Regions from separate parts of the Homo sapiens genome. Here region 1 is linked to region 2. Evidence: read pairs that join two places in POLR2A ChIA-PET (ENCODE). Cell type or tissue: A673. All regions are shown on one strand. Links, peaks and the distances in the headings refer to the core of each region. The heading gives the core; the rest is flanking DNA.

The links. ChIA-PET counts read pairs that join two places held together with the same protein. Peaks named below come from ENCODE experiments on the same cell type or tissue, not always from the same donor. Only the 100,000 strongest peaks of a DNase experiment are listed, where the experiment ranks them.
Region 1: POLR2A ChIA-PET joins it to region 2 with 11 read pairs; 7 of 35 experiments call an interaction of 5 or more read pairs at or near these places.

Annotation. Positions count from the first base shown.
Region 1 is chr15:38,243,799-38,246,723 of GRCh38, forward strand. No RefSeq gene overlaps it. Among named protein-coding and RNA genes, the nearest start is that of SPRED1, 7.6 kb to the right of the region's middle. In A673, for the core only: no CTCF peak of the experiment used is centred there; no DNase peak of the experiment used is centred there; H3K27me3 peaks cover 297 bases.
Region 2 is chr15:38,301,413-38,304,337 of GRCh38, forward strand. The region is part of intron 2 of SPRED1 (sprouty related EVH1 domain containing 1); the gene reads left to right. Among named protein-coding and RNA genes, the nearest start is that of SPRED1, 50 kb to the left of the region's middle. In A673, for the core only: no CTCF peak of the experiment used is centred there; a DNase peak (open chromatin) is centred at 1,329; H3K27ac peaks cover 422 bases.

The sequences.
Region 1 (2,925 bases), core at 102-2,601, 58 kb before region 2:
AGGATTTTAAATCTTATGGAAAATAAAAACATCTCTTTCTGGTGATGTACGAACTGGCCAGATGTCACTGGACTGAAGCTTTTAGCATTTTTAAACCAGAAGAAGTTTTCCTTTGGGTGTGTATTCTTTATTTCTCTGTACAAAAGTACTAAAGATAATATCATAGATCTTCAAAACAGACACATTTGAGGATACTAATAAGATTAGTGTCATTGGAGAAAAACGAGTTAATTTTATTACTTTTTATGGCATTTAGTCATATTGCAATTTATAGAATCTAAATGTTTCCTTCTGGTTCTATGTCTCCCTAGCTAGACTGTAAGTTTCTGGAAAGCAGGCCTCCTCCCTGTACCTAGAGTAGTCCTGTAGATTCTACCACCTACATATGTCTATAGTCATCTTCTTTCTAGCCCCATGAGCAATGTCCTCAGTTTTCTCCTGTATAGATGATTGCAACAGCCTTTTTACTGGTCTCCAAAATCTTACAGTATAGCAAGGAGACATGGAAAACCAAATGGAAATATTTAAATAATATAAAATGTTATACAAACATATAAAAATATAATATATAAAAATAACTGCTATTTTTCCCTTGAATACTGACATTTTCTTTATAGCTCTCCTCCCACCTCTACCTATATTCTGACTTTGAATTATAACTATGAAACTGCACACACACACTGCCAACACAGAGGGCTGGAGGGGCCAATGTGGCATGAAAATGCAGGGTCTTTTGTTTTGTTTAGCTTTCTAAAATTATAGTGGACTACATGGAAGCTACAACAAAATGCAAAGTTTTAAGGTCTCCTGAGTGACTATGTAGAAACACCAGGCTTTACAGGTGCCTAATGAAGTGTGAAAAAGTCCAATTAAAGTGTGATGTTGCAGTGGGAAGAGGAGGGAACCTTCAGGTAAGCTAGAGAGTTGAGGGCGGGAAGGCGGGGGGAAGACTTTTTTTTTTTTTTTTTTTTAGAAAAGCACAGAGATTTTAGAGAAAAGAGGGAAAGCAGGGAGCAACTGTTAAGGCCACAGTCCCCTGCCAGCACTGCAGGGAGCTACGGGTGAGCAGTGGGCTTAATCCAGAGATGAACAGAGACAAGGTGCTGAGTGGTCCAAGTCACAGGCCAGGAAAAAGAGGCTAAAGTAAAACAGGAATAAAAATCCTGTTTTGGGGTGGGGAGTGCAGAAAAAGGGCTAGAAATGGTAATGGGAATCTCTGACTTTTGCATACTTGGAAGCTGGACAAGCTTGAAGAACAAGGTTAGGAAGGGACACTATTAAAGATAAAGGGATTACTGGCCAGGTGTGGTGGCTCATGCCTGTAATCCCAGTACTTTGGGAGGCGGAGGCAGGCAGATCACCCGAGGTCAGGAGTTCAAGACTAGCCTGGCCAAGATGGTGAAACCCTGTCTCTACTAAAAATACAAAAATTAGCCAGGTGTGGTGGCGCACGCCTGTAATCCCAGCTACTCGGGAGGCTGAGGCAAGAGAATTGCTTAAACCCAGGAGGCAGAGGTTGCAGTGAGCCGAGATCACGCCATTGCCCTCTAGCCTGGGCAACAGAGCGAGATTCCATCTCAAATAATAATAATAATAAAGATAAAGAGATTACTTACAATAGGGCTTCTTAAACTTTAATGCACAGATGAATCATACGGCGGTATTGTTAAAATGCAGATTCTAATTCAGGAAGACTGGAGTGGAGCCCAAGGGCCTGCATTTCTAACAAGCTTCCGGGTGAAGCTTTGCAGCTTTGAGTGGCAAGGATATGCAATATTAAACATGAACACTTAAAACATTTTTTTGTGTGTGACGGAGTCTCACTCTGTTGCCCAGGCTGGAGTGCAGTGGTGCGATCTTGGCTCACTGCAATTTCCACCTACTGGGTTCACGCCATTCTCCTGCTTCAGCCTCCCGAGTGGCTGGGTCTACAGGCACCCGCCACCATGCCCGGCCAATTTTTTGTGTTTTTAGTAGAGACAGAGTTTCACCATGTTAACCGGGATGGTCTCGATCTCCTGACCTCGTGATCCGCCTGCCTTGCCTCCCAAAGTGCTGGGATTACAGGCGTGAGCCACAGCGCCTGGCCAAAACATTTTTATATGCGGGGTGTGGTGGCTGACGCCTGTAATCCCAGCACTTTGGGAGGCCGAGACAGATGGATTGCTTGAGCTCAGGAGTTTGAGGCCAGTCTGGGCAACATGGCGAAACCCCCTCTCTACAAAATACAAAAATTAGCTGGGCATGGTGATGGGTGCCTGTAGTCCCACCTACTTGGAGGCTGAGGTGGGAGGATTGCTTGACTCTGGGAAGTGGAGATTGCAATGAGCTGAGATTGTGCCACTGCACTCCAGCCTGGGCAACAGAGGAAGAAAAAAAAAAAACCCAAACTAAACAAACAAAAACCATTTTTTAACAAAATAAACCAGTCAATGAATTTATGCTTCCCAGTATAGATATGTTCTGTAGGTTTATCAAAGACTTATACATCAAAGATAATTATGAAATTATCCTCCCTTTTACCCTTAGTTAATGGCAATGAAGAGATGATCTACAGTGCCCCAGTTCACACTAATAATGTATTTGAGAGCATAATCCTTGTTACATGTCTACTTTAATAACAAGATAACTACTTTTGTTATTTACAGCAACACATTTGCACATTCATGTGTCTAAGAAAACAACCCGTGATGACAGAAATGTTTTATATCTAGATTGTTCAATATGATAGCGACTAACCACTTGTGGCTATTGAGCACTTGAAACATGGCTAGTATACCTGAGGAATAAACAGCCACATATGGCTAGTGGTTACCATGATCATCGATATCTGCTAGCATCACCCAAAGACAACCAGATGTTATTTGCCTTCTGATTGAAGTAGTCCTCCTATCAAGGCTCTAGATTTAGAAACCAATTTACAAA
Region 2 (2,925 bases), core at 126-2,625:
CGTAGCCATTTTTCTTTGAGGAAGCTTGTTACTTGTGAAACGGGGATAAGAAACATCTCTCAGTATTGCCATAAAGGAGAGCTTTCAGTCAGAAATTTGCCATATTTCTTAGAGGGATTAACTATAGTATAGCATTCTAGGTAGGTTATGGGGACTTGTGTGATCAAAGGCAGAGGCGATAACTCATGGCTGTAAATTGAAAATAGCGAAGTCTTGTGAAATCTCAAGACAAATGAGACGGTGATATTGAAATGAGATTAATTTGCACCCTCTGCTGGGTAATACACTGTGATCAAGACTACTTCTGAAAAGTCCAGCAGTAGAATTGACATATACATACATTAGTTTACAATATCACTGCATTTTGAGATCACTAATGTTCATTTCTGTAGTCATTGATTTTATTCATTGGTTATTCATTGGTTTTATTTTAACCCATTTTCCTGAGTTCTAGTTTCTTGATTTTTTTTTTTAAAGAAGTATTATGTTTACTGAGTCTGTAAGTCTACAGGGTTCCTCCCAGATTAATGGTAGCTTTCCTTTAAAAGCCTTCTCGGTGAATAAACAGTGCACTTTAGTAGTAGTTCTGATGTAATAGTTATGTGAAAGACAGTTGCTGAAAACTGTTCTGTAACCATTTTGCCTGTGGATCCCATCTTAGAATCCTCTACCTTAGATGAATTCTAGAAGTGAGATTCTTGCCCCTCATATCCCATGAATTCATGCCCTTGAAGAAAGAATAAATATTCAGAAGAGGAGTATATGACCACTCGTGTGGCTAATAAATACAATATTTTAATGAGTGTTTGTAAGTCAGAATACTGATAACAATAGTGAAGAAGATGGCCCTTATCAGTTATGAGAGAACCACTTTCACAGAAGACTTTTCCAACCTTTGATTTACAATTACAGGTACTAAAAATAAGTCTTGTTACGATTCCCAGAAAGTTATATACTTTACTGTTTTATTTTTATTTTTTTATTTTTTATTTTACTTTATTTTATTTTTTTAAGAAAGGGGGCACAAATGAAGAGCAGGCTGCCTGAGACTTGTTCAAGAAGACATCATTTTGTGTAACTGAGTCAGTGTTTACTCATTCACTCATTCAGTGATCCTATGTTGCTTACCTATAAAGCATCTTTATGATGCCTACAAAAGGTGGAGTTTATTTCCTGGATTATCCTTTGATACTCTAAATTGGAGCTTTCCAACCTGTGTGCCATGAGTGTCTGGGGCCTCCAGACTGGTTGCCTTATGTTACTGTTCTATATGTGCCTGAGGAGAGAAGAGTTGGAAAGCACTGCTCTGCATAATTGGCTTTCATGCTTTATGGATGATTGAGAAAGAAAGAATTTGAAAGAAACACCAGGGGTTGGTGTTGTAGCCTAAGAAAATGAAAGTACTACCTTTCTTTGAGACACTTGGGGATGGAATGATCGTTGTTAAGGACAGATTCTGAGAAAGTCTTGGCCGGGCGTGGTGGCTCATACCTGTAATCTCAGCACTTTGGAAGGCCGAGGCAGGCGGATCACAAGGTCAGGAAATAGCGACCATCGTGGCTAACACAGTGAAACCTCATCTCTACTAAAAATACAAAACAAACAACAACAACAAAAAATAATTAGCCAGGCGTGGTGGCACGTGCCTGTAGTCCCAGCTACTCAGGAGGCTGAGGCAGGAGAATCGCTTGAACCCGGGAGGCGTAGGTGGCAGTGAGCTGAGATTGTGCCACTGCACCTCCAATGTGGGCAACAGAGCGAGACTCTGTCTCAAAAAAAAAAAGAAAAGAAAGTCTTACTTGATGTGTGTGAGCTATAGCCTCTGTTTTCTTCTAAATCTTCATAGCCTTGATTTCTTCCTTTAATTCTTTAATACAAGTTAGTATTACCTTGGAGCACATATAATTTAAATTGTTAACTAAAATTTAACTGTTCATTTGTGTACATCATAGAGTTCCACATTGCCTATTTAGTTTTCATTAGATATAATGGTTCTTCTCTGTAAGTAGGACACTTCTGTCTTACAAACATTTTATCAAAATGTTTACCATTTGTATAGGTTATGTTATTTGACCATCTTTATCTGATACATGGTATGTGACATGTAAATTTAAAATACCGAATTATAATACAGCTTAAGATTTTTTAAGTTTCTGAATTAACTAGTATCAAAAGTTTGCTAAAATATCTGTTTACTACTAAACACAGTTTTTAGTTATCATGGGGATCTAAAGTAGTTTTTCTTTAGTTTATATAATAGATAATAAAATATTATAAATTTGCTAGTATTATTAAAATTTGCTAAAGCTATGCTTTTTAAACCATATTATGGGCTAAGGTATGACAAAAGAATAGGCTGAGTAGAAAGATAGGAATCTTTTAAAATGCTTGAATTCCTGAAGATGCTCTGTGGGGACAAGAAAAAGCAAGGTTATAAGACAGTTACCATTATAAACTTAGAGTGACAAAGATAATGTGGAAATGGAGAAAGGAAAAACTAGAAATATTTCCAGTTTAAGAAGTTGCCAAAGAGATTAAGGAATTGTTTTTATGATTAATAAGTAATTAGGTTGTCGATAAAATTGTTTATAGAAGTTGAAGTGCCTTTAAGATAATGGTTCTATTGTTTAAAAAGAGCATGTTTTAAAAATAAGGTTTCTTTCCAGTTACTGTAGCCTAAAACGAAATTAGAATATTTCTTTTCTAGGAAGAAAATAATGTGGTTATAATATAGCAGTAGCTTTATTAAAAATGAGACTCACCCCTTTCTATCATGGGGGAATCTTGAAAGACCAGGGAAACATCTTTCTGCCTTGGGTTGAACTTTATCGAAGTACAGAACAAGAATTTCCTGCTAAGCTTTTCCACTGTGCCTCTGAATTATTCCTTTGTGAAACTTCAGTCCTACAGAAGTGGTCCTCCACT